Linked DNA regions of Homo sapiens: region 2 is linked to region 1. A link is a loop called in an ENCODE intact Hi-C map of the cell type or tissue named here. Cell type or tissue: K562. All regions are shown on one strand. Each heading gives the region's core, and the rest is flanking DNA. Links, peaks and the distances in the headings are about the cores only.

Region 1 (4,396 bases), core at 397-4,396:
AGGGGAGGGGCTGATGCACCAGCCAGTAAGGTGATCTGGGCAGGTTACCAATAGCACTCACTATGGTGGTAACGCTCAGCTCAGTAAAGTCACTTCAGACGTGCTCTGAAGTGGGTGGGTAGAGACCCACCCAAAGCTGGAGCACCAAGTTCCTCATGCTCAATAATGGACAATAAAAAATAAACCCGCCATGCAGAAAGAGACATGTATTTCTCTTGACCTTGGCAGAAAGTAGAGGAGAAAAAGTCTCCATTGAGAAGTTCTAGCCACAAGGCAGCTCTCACAGAGAGGCTCTAAATTCATATGCTACAGTTGACCCTTGAACAACACTGGGTCTAGGAGTGCTGACCCCCCTGCAGTCAAAAACCCATGTATAGCTTTTGACTTCCCCAGAAGTTAACTAATGGTAGTCTGCTGTTGAATGGAAGTTTTACTGATAACATAAAGTCAGTTAACACAAATTTTATATGTTACATGTATTAATACTGTATTCTTGCAATAGAATAAGCTAGCTAGGAAAAAATGTTATTAAGAAGATCATGAAGAGGAGAAAATATATTTAATATTCATCAAGCAAAAGTGGATCATCGTAAGTCTTCATCCTTGTCATCTTCATGCTGAGTAGGCTGAGGAGGAGGAGGAGGAGGAAGAAAAGGGGTCGGTCTTGCTGTCTTAGGGGTGGCAGAGATGGAAGAAAATCACATATAAGTGGATCTGTGAAGTTCAAACCCATGTTGTTCAAGGGTCAACTGTATCTGTATGTTCCAAAAAACTCAAATGAAAATTTTAATTTATTTTTTTCAAGACTTTCAGGCCAGGCGTGATGGCTCACACCTGTAATCCCAGCACTTTGGAAGGCCAAGACGGGTGGATCACAAGGTCAAGAGGCCGAGACCATCCTGTCCAACATGGTGAAACCCCGTCTCTACCAAAAATTCAAAAATCAGCTGGGCATGTTGGCTCATGCCTGTAATCCCAGCCACTCGAGAGGCTGAGGCAGGAGAATCGCTTGAACCCGGGAGGCGGAGGTTGTGGTGAGCCGAGATTGTACCATTGCACTCCAGTCTGGGCAACAAGAGCAAAACCCCATCTCAGAAAAGAAAAAAAAAAGTGGCATTAGGTTGATAGTGCCTCCAAAACAGGAAGAAAAAAGGCAAATAAACAAAAATAGCACAACAAATAAAATATAAAGCACATAAGACGAAAGAAATAAACCAAAATATATCAGGAATCAAAATAAATGCAAACGGACTAAACTTCTAGATAGAAGGCAAAGACTATCTGATGGAGATTTTAAAATCCTATAAGCTGTTCCCAAGAGATGACTTTAAAACTAAGGATAGAGGCCAGGCATGGTGGCTCATGCCTGTAATCCTAGCATTTTGGAGGCTGAGGCAAGTGGATTGCTTGAGCCCAGGAGTTCGAGACCAGCCTGGGCAAAATGGTGATACCCCATTTCTACAAAAAATACAAAAATTAGCCAGTGCATGCCTGTAGTTCCAACTACTCGGAAGGCTGAGATGGAAAGGATCGCTTGAGCCCAGGAGTCAGAGGTTGCAGTGAGCCGAGACCACACCACTGCACTACAGCCTGGGTGACAAAGTGAGGGACCCTGTCTCAAAAACAAAAATAAGATAGGAACTTTATCCCTTTTGATTCCTAGGGAATAAAAACTGAAGTATAATTTTCAATGGCAAAATCACCAGGTGTGTGAGTACCATCAAATATTCTAAGCAGGTTTGTTTATAGAGTGTGAGGATTGCTATTAAAGACAACTGTCTGCAGTGTTGTGCCAGATACTTTATCTTTCAATATAGTATTAGCTTGAAAAACATGAAGAAAGGCCCAAGGTCATAGTTGGGGTAGATGTGGTATATAGAGCATACAGATAACTCTATCACTGAACCGCGTCTGGAAAATGGGCTATATAAAACCAACCTCCAAATTTGTCTGTGAAGATTCAACAAGTTGATGGAAGTAAGACTGTAATGTGCCAAGCATTATGCTAAGTACTCAATAAATAACAGATATCATCACAGGCATGGATAAGATCTAACATCCTTGGGCTCAGGGGATAAACACAACAGTATCTTGTGCTCTATAATCCTAATCAATGGCCAGGCTTCAGAAGCTGCCAGGTCATCACTGCCAAAAAAACACAAGGAATGCTGGGCTAAACCACCTTCCCAAGGTACTTTTCATTCTCCTGTGTCTTTATAAAGAAATGCTGCATATACATGTAACTCACTGCCAAAGAATATTGTAGGGTTTCTTTCCACTTTTGAGAAAAGAGCCCAGGAATTGCTAGCAAGCCTTTTAAATTTTATGAGAATTTTCTCACTCACAAAAGGAGTATAAAGTGCCGCCCTCTTGTGGTAGTTTCATGAAATTTCCTTTCCCGAAGCTCTCCCAAGGCACTGAATTTATTTTATTTATTTATTTATTTATTTATTTATTTATTTATTTATTTTTGAGATGGAATCTCGCTGTCGCCTAGGCTGGAGTGCAGTGGAGCGATCTTGGCTCACTGCAGCCTCCGACTTCCGGGTTCAAGCGATTCTCCTGCCTCAGCCTCCCAAGTACCTGGGATTATAGGTGCCCACCACCGCGCCCAGCTCATTTTTGTATTTTTAGTAGAGATGGGGTTTCACCATGTTGGCTAGGCTGGTCTCGAACTCCTGACCTCAAGTGATCCACCCACCTCGGCCTCCCAAAGTGCTGGGATTACAGGCGTGAGCCACTGTGCATGGCCTGGCACTGAAACTGAAATAGCACATTCCACTTCCATAGGTCCCCATTAGTGTTGCCAGAGTAAAAACCTTGGGCTAATGGACACCAAAATGACACAGTTAGCCATAGGCTGGGCTAAATGAAAAAGGTCAGATGATATAGTATATGGTTCTTCCCAATGGGTGAACAGTCTTATGGACAGAGAAAAAGAAATAGGCCCCACCTGCCACCTGGCTTTAATGTGGAACCTGGAGCACATCTGGGAAACTCATGGCTCCCACTCAGACCTGCTGTCCCTGCAGGACATTTGCTCAGTGGGAGCCCTGTGAGCAATTTGTCCTCCATATCACCTCCAAATTAATCTCCAAACACTGCTTAATGGAAAAGCAAGAGTCTCATCAGACCAAAACCACTCATCCTGACTTTCATTCAAGGTTTCTTACATTCTAGATCCTTCAGTCTTTTGTCCAACTACTGACCAGTTTGCATTTTACACCTCTAGCAGGTTCTTCTCTTGTTTCTGGCTTTTGCTTCCACTCTCTTTCCATCCTCCATCTCTAAATGACCTACACACTCTTCTATGAATAGCTAAATCCCTTCTTGCCATGAAGTCTACCTCAGGAACACTGGGCCAAATTGTCTTCCTGTCAGCTTGCATACAACTGCATCTTAGCACCTGATTATATTCAGTCTCCCAGGATTGCAAAGTCTCTGAAGTCAGGGGTCACAGGTTAGTACAAGTTGAGTATCCCTTATCCAAAATGCTTGCAACCAGAAGTGTTTTGGATTTCAAATTCTTTTTCAGATTTTAGAATATTTGCATAATACTTACCAGGTTGAGCATCCCTAATTCGAAAATCCAAAATCTAGAACATATAAGGAGCTCAAACAACTCTTTAAGGAAAAAACATAATAATCCAATTTAAAAATAGGCAAAAGATCTGAATAGACATTTCTCAAAATAAGATATACAGGCCAGGCATGGTGGCTCATGCCTGTAATCCCATCACTTTAGGAGGCCGCGGCAGGCAGATCACCTGAGGTCAGGAGTTTGAGACCAGGTTGGCCAACATGGTAAACCCCGTCTCTACTAAAAATACAAAAATCAGCAGGGAGCGCTGGCTCACACTTTGGGAGGCTGAGGCAGGCAGATCACAAGGTCAGGAGTTTGAGACCAGCCTGGCCAACATGGTGAAACCTCTCTCTACTAAAAATGCAAAAATTAGCCAGACGTGGTGGCTCACGCCTGTAATCCCAACACTTAGGGAGGCCAAGGCGGGCGGATCACAAGGTCAGGAGATTGAGACCATCCTGGCTAACACGGAGAAACCCCATCTCTACTAAAAATACAAAAAATTAGCCGGATGCGGTGGCGGTCGCCTGTAGTCTCAGCTACTCGGGAGGCTGAGGCAGGAGAATGGCGTGAACCTGGGAGGCGGAGCTTGCAGTGAGCCAAGATTGCGCCACTGCACTCCAGCCTGGGCGACAGGGCGAGACTCCGTCTCAAATAATAATAATAATAATAATAATAATAATAATAATAATAATAAAATAAAATAAAATAAAATAAAAATACAAAAATTAGCCAGGTGTGGTGCCAGACGCCTGTAATCCCAGCTACTCAGAAGGCTGAACCAGGAAGTGGAGCTTGCAGTGAGCCGAGATC
Region 2 (4,396 bases), core at 295-4,294, 68 kb before region 1:
ATACGAGAAGCTAAACCATCATCCCAATTCCTATCTGTGAATTTGCAGTGAAAGTCACTGCCATAGAAACCAAAGTACTCAAGGCAAATGCTCTCTTTATAGGCAGACCTACCTAGGAAGCCAAATAGTCAAAGAGTATTTTTGGGTTTGGGGTTTCTTCTTGGTTTTTTTTTTTTGTTTTTTTTTTTTTGAGATGGAGTCTCGCTCTGTCACCCTGGCTGGAGTGCAGTGGTGTGATCTTGGCTCACTGCAACCTCCGCCTCCTGGGTTAAGTGACTCCCCTGCCTCAGCCTCCTGAATAGCTGGGATTACAGGTGCCTGCCACCACGCCCAGCTAAGTATTGTATTTTTAGTAGAGACAGGGTTTGACCATGTTGGCCAGGCTGGTCTTGAACTCCTGCCCTCAGGTGATCCACCTGCCTCGATCTCCCAAAGTGCTGAGATTACAGGCGTGAGCAACCGTCCCCAGCCTGTATTTGTTTTTAGTAGAGACAGGGTTTCACTATGTTAGCCAGGCTGGTTTCGAACTCATGACCTCAAGTGATCCACCCACCTCAGCCTCCCAAAAAGCTGGGATTACAGGCATGAGCCACCACGCCCAGCCCAAAGAGTATTTTTGAACACAGTCTCAGAGCTAGGGAGGGCGGATGAAGCAATGAGACTGGGCTGCCCAGTGTCTGTTTTCTGCCAATCACCATATCCTTCCTATCTTTGCCACTGTTATCAACCAGTCTGCTGATGGGCTTCTCCTCTCTTTTGCATCTGGGACCATCTCCCTCTTCTGACAGCTGGTTCCCTTCTTTATACAATCATTCAATCAGGAGATGGTCAAAACTATATCTGGAAAACCAGGTCTGGAAGCCTGTCTGATTCCTTCACAAAATTTTTCCCGTTTTGATGGATGGTGGCTCACACCTGAAATCCTAACACTTTGGGAGGCTGAAAGCAGGCGGATCACTTGAGCCCAGGAGTTTGAGACCAGCCTGGGCCGCATGGTGAGACCCTGTCTCTACAAAAAATAAAAAAAATTAGCCGAATGTGGTGGCTACTCAGGAGGCTGAGGCAGGAAGATCACTTGAGCCCAGGAGGTCAAGGCTGCAGTGAGCCATGTTTGCGCCACCTGCACTCGGCCTGGGCAGCAGAGTGAGACCATGTCTGAAAAGAAACGTTTCCCTTTCATCTTCTGCTGACTTTATTTTTTGCCCCTTCTTTTCACAGGTGCGGACTTTAGTGACTTTACAGGGGAATATCTCATGTCCTCCATGAACAAGTTCTGAGGAGACCTTTTAATAATAGGAACCGGGCCAGGCACAGTGGCTCAAGTTTGTAATCCCAACACTTTGGGAGGTCGAGGCGGGCAGATCACTTGAGATCAGGAGTTCAAGGCCTGCCTGGCCAACATGGTGAAACCCATCTCTACTAAAAATAGAAAAATTGGCCAGGCGTGGTGGTGCGTGCTTGTAATCCCAGCTACTCAGGAGGCTGAGGCAGGAGAATAGCTTGAACCCCGGAGGTGGAGGTTGCAGTGAACCGAGATTGCGCTACTGCACTCCAGCCTGGGCAACAGAGTGAGACTCCATCTCAAAATAACAATAATAATAATAATGGGAACTGATCTTAGGATCTGCTCTCTACTACCTCTTATGCTTTCTATGAGTATTTCTACCTCAGCTTTCTATGAGTATCTGTTTTATTCCAAATGGATTTGTTTCCACAATGTGGGGCTGGTGGAGAGCAGTCCCTTGGAGAGTTGACAAAACAACACCCAGCCATAGAAAGACGGCTGATCAGGTTTCTGTTTGGTACATAGTCTGGGTGTCTAGCTGGGAACAGATCACAGGAGGGGGCAACATGCCTTTCTGACTCTTTTCAGAAAAGCGAGGCTGTTGTTCCCCCAGGAGAAGAATGTTCAGCTATGGGTTGAGATCTCCTTATCAGTTGCACCACCCCTGCAATTTTGCGACAGTTCCTATCAGAGAGAGGCACTTGGCTGTCTGCCAGACGTGGGTCTGAGAGTAGCCAGAGTTCCTTCTACCTTTGAATTTTTGTTTTAAGTTGAAGAAAGTCATATCAGAGGTTGCTAACTCAATCGGACCCTCCAAATCAGAAATCGTACAGAGAATTTCTCACTTTATCTACAAACTGTCCAAACCAGAAATTTTATCAGCACAGTAAGGGGTGGCCCTCACTTGTCTCTCACTCCAGGCCTGACGTTGGGGAAGTAAAGGTTTGAACACCTGCCTCTGGCAGCCTGGGCTCAAGGACAGCAGGAGCTGGGGACTGCAAGACAGCAGCTTCACCCATGCTGACTCATGCTGACCTGTCGGCCTCCTCGTGCCCCTCATCATGCCCCTTTGTGCTCCAGGTTGACATGTTAAGGAACTGAGAGTTTTACGTCTTTTATTTCAGAAATGGGTCAAATTTAAGAGAGACTTTGATAATTTCAAGACTCAATGTATCCCCTGGGAAATGAAGATCAAGGACATTGAAAGTGAGTATGCTGGTGTCACTGTTTTTTTAATTGGTTTCCTAAAGCGTTTCCCAAGAGCTTGGATTGTTTCCTTGGCCCTCTGAATAGATTATTTCATTGGTTCTGTTGTATTAGGAAAAAAGAATGAGTTTTGAACTTGTCAGGCCAAGATTTATTTTTTATTTATTTATTTATTTATTTATTTATTTATTTATTTATTTTTATTTATTTTTGAGACAGAGTCTCGCTCTGTTGCCCAGGCTGGAGTGCAGTGGTGTGATCTTGGCTCACTGCAACCTTCACCTCCTAGGTTCAAGCGATTCTTCTGTCTCAACCTCCTGAGTAGCTGGGATTACAGGTCTGGGCCACCACACCTGGCTAATTTTTTTGTATATTTAATAGAGACAGGGTTTCATCATGTTGGCCAGGCTGGTCTCGAACTCCTGACCTCAAGTGATCCACCCACCTTAGCCTCCCAAAGTGCTGGGATTACAGACGTGAGCCACCGCACTCATCCCAGACCAAGATTTAAATTCTGCTTTTTCACTTTCTGACTGTGGGCACTTAGGCAAGTTAGTTAACCCCAAAGAGCCTCAGGTTATTTATCCAGGAAAAGAAAGGGAGATCCAGGTGTCATTCAACAGACTGATGTGAAAATTGAATCCACCACACACATAAAGTGCTCAATAGTGTCCATTTTTTCCTTCTGCAGCACTCATACCCACCGTCTTTTCTCTCTCTAGGTCACTTTGGTTCTTCAGTGGCATCGTATTTCATCTTTCTCCGATGGATGTATGGAGTTAACCTTGTCCTTTTTGGCTTAATATTTGGTCTAGTCATAATCCCAGAGGTAAGAAAAGAACTTCCTAAATCTTTGGATAGAGTTAAGGCTTATGACCACCGTCATCAATTATCAACCAAATACTTCCTGTTTTACAAAGAATCAGTCATTCATTTAAAATGCTATTAGGCTGGTGCAAAAGTAATTGTTTTGCATTAAAAGTAATTTTAATTTTTTGCCATTAAAAGTAATTTATAAATTACTGCCATGAAAAGTAAATTTATAAAATTAAAAGTAATGGCAAAAACTACAATTACTTTTGCACCAACCTACGACCTAATGTACTCACATCAATTACCCAGATAGTTAAATACAAAGAATGGAACCAAAATACTTTGTTCCTTAATTAGTAGGTGAATCTTACATTTTTCTACTTCTCATTTTACCTTAAGATCAGTGGAGAATTAATGTTTCAATGAGTTTTTTTCTTTTACTCTCAGAAAAAAGAGAGGGATAGAATACATTATATCATTATTTATCACCAAAAAAACTTGGATTTGACTATCACTCCTCACTATTCTCCCATATATAATTTTTAAGGAGGTTTTTTTTAGAAACAGGGTCTCACTCTGTTGCCCAGGTTGGAGGGCAGTGATGTGATCGTGGTTCAGTGCAGCCTTGAACTCCTGGGCTCAAGTAGCTCTCCCACCTCAGCCTCCCAAAGTGTTGGGATTACAGGCATAACCCACCATACCTGGCCCCAGATATAATCTTATTATGGACATAAATAGATTCTTATCTACAGATGATTAATTGAGAAACAAAAAAGGGGTAATGAGCAATTTGTGCAAAGTCACACAATAAGATCATTGTGAATTGGATCTCAGGTCCCCAGAGTGATGGCTTAGGGTCTTTTCCAAGGAGCCTGTGGCTCACTAAGCACTGAGCACAGCAATTGCTACAATTGCTACAGTCCTGACTGAAATCCTTGATGCTGGTGCTGGGTACACAAGTGGGTCTACTTCAACAGCTTTCAGAGGAACAGTATGTGTGCATTTAGTATTTTCTTCCTCACAGGTGTATTAATTGGTTCTTTGATGACTTACTGACTCCTATTTTGTTATAAATGGTTCTGTGAGCATATT

Evidence for each region. Peaks named below come from ENCODE experiments on the same cell type or tissue, not always from the same donor. Only the 100,000 strongest peaks of a DNase experiment are listed, where the experiment ranks them.
Region 2: it touches region 1 in a loop (2.4-fold over the local background); 1 of 110 quality-filtered maps calls a loop at or near these places.

The regions. Positions count from the first base shown.
Region 1 is chr20:2,644,694-2,649,089 of GRCh38, forward strand. The region is part of intron 1 of LOC105372505 (a long non-coding RNA gene); the gene reads right to left. Among named protein-coding and RNA genes, the nearest start is that of NOP56, 5.7 kb to the right of the region's middle. In K562, for the core only: a CTCF peak has its summit at 2,375 (motif pointing left); no DNase peak of the experiment used is centred there.
Region 2 is chr20:2,576,737-2,581,132 of GRCh38, forward strand. It overlaps TMC2 (transmembrane channel like 2), which reads left to right. Exons shown (of 20, transcript NM_080751.3): 6 at 2,410-2,491; 7 at 3,214-3,320. Among named protein-coding and RNA genes, the nearest start is that of TMC2, 42 kb to the left of the region's middle. In K562, for the core only: no CTCF peak of the experiment used is centred there; a DNase peak (open chromatin) is centred at 1,915.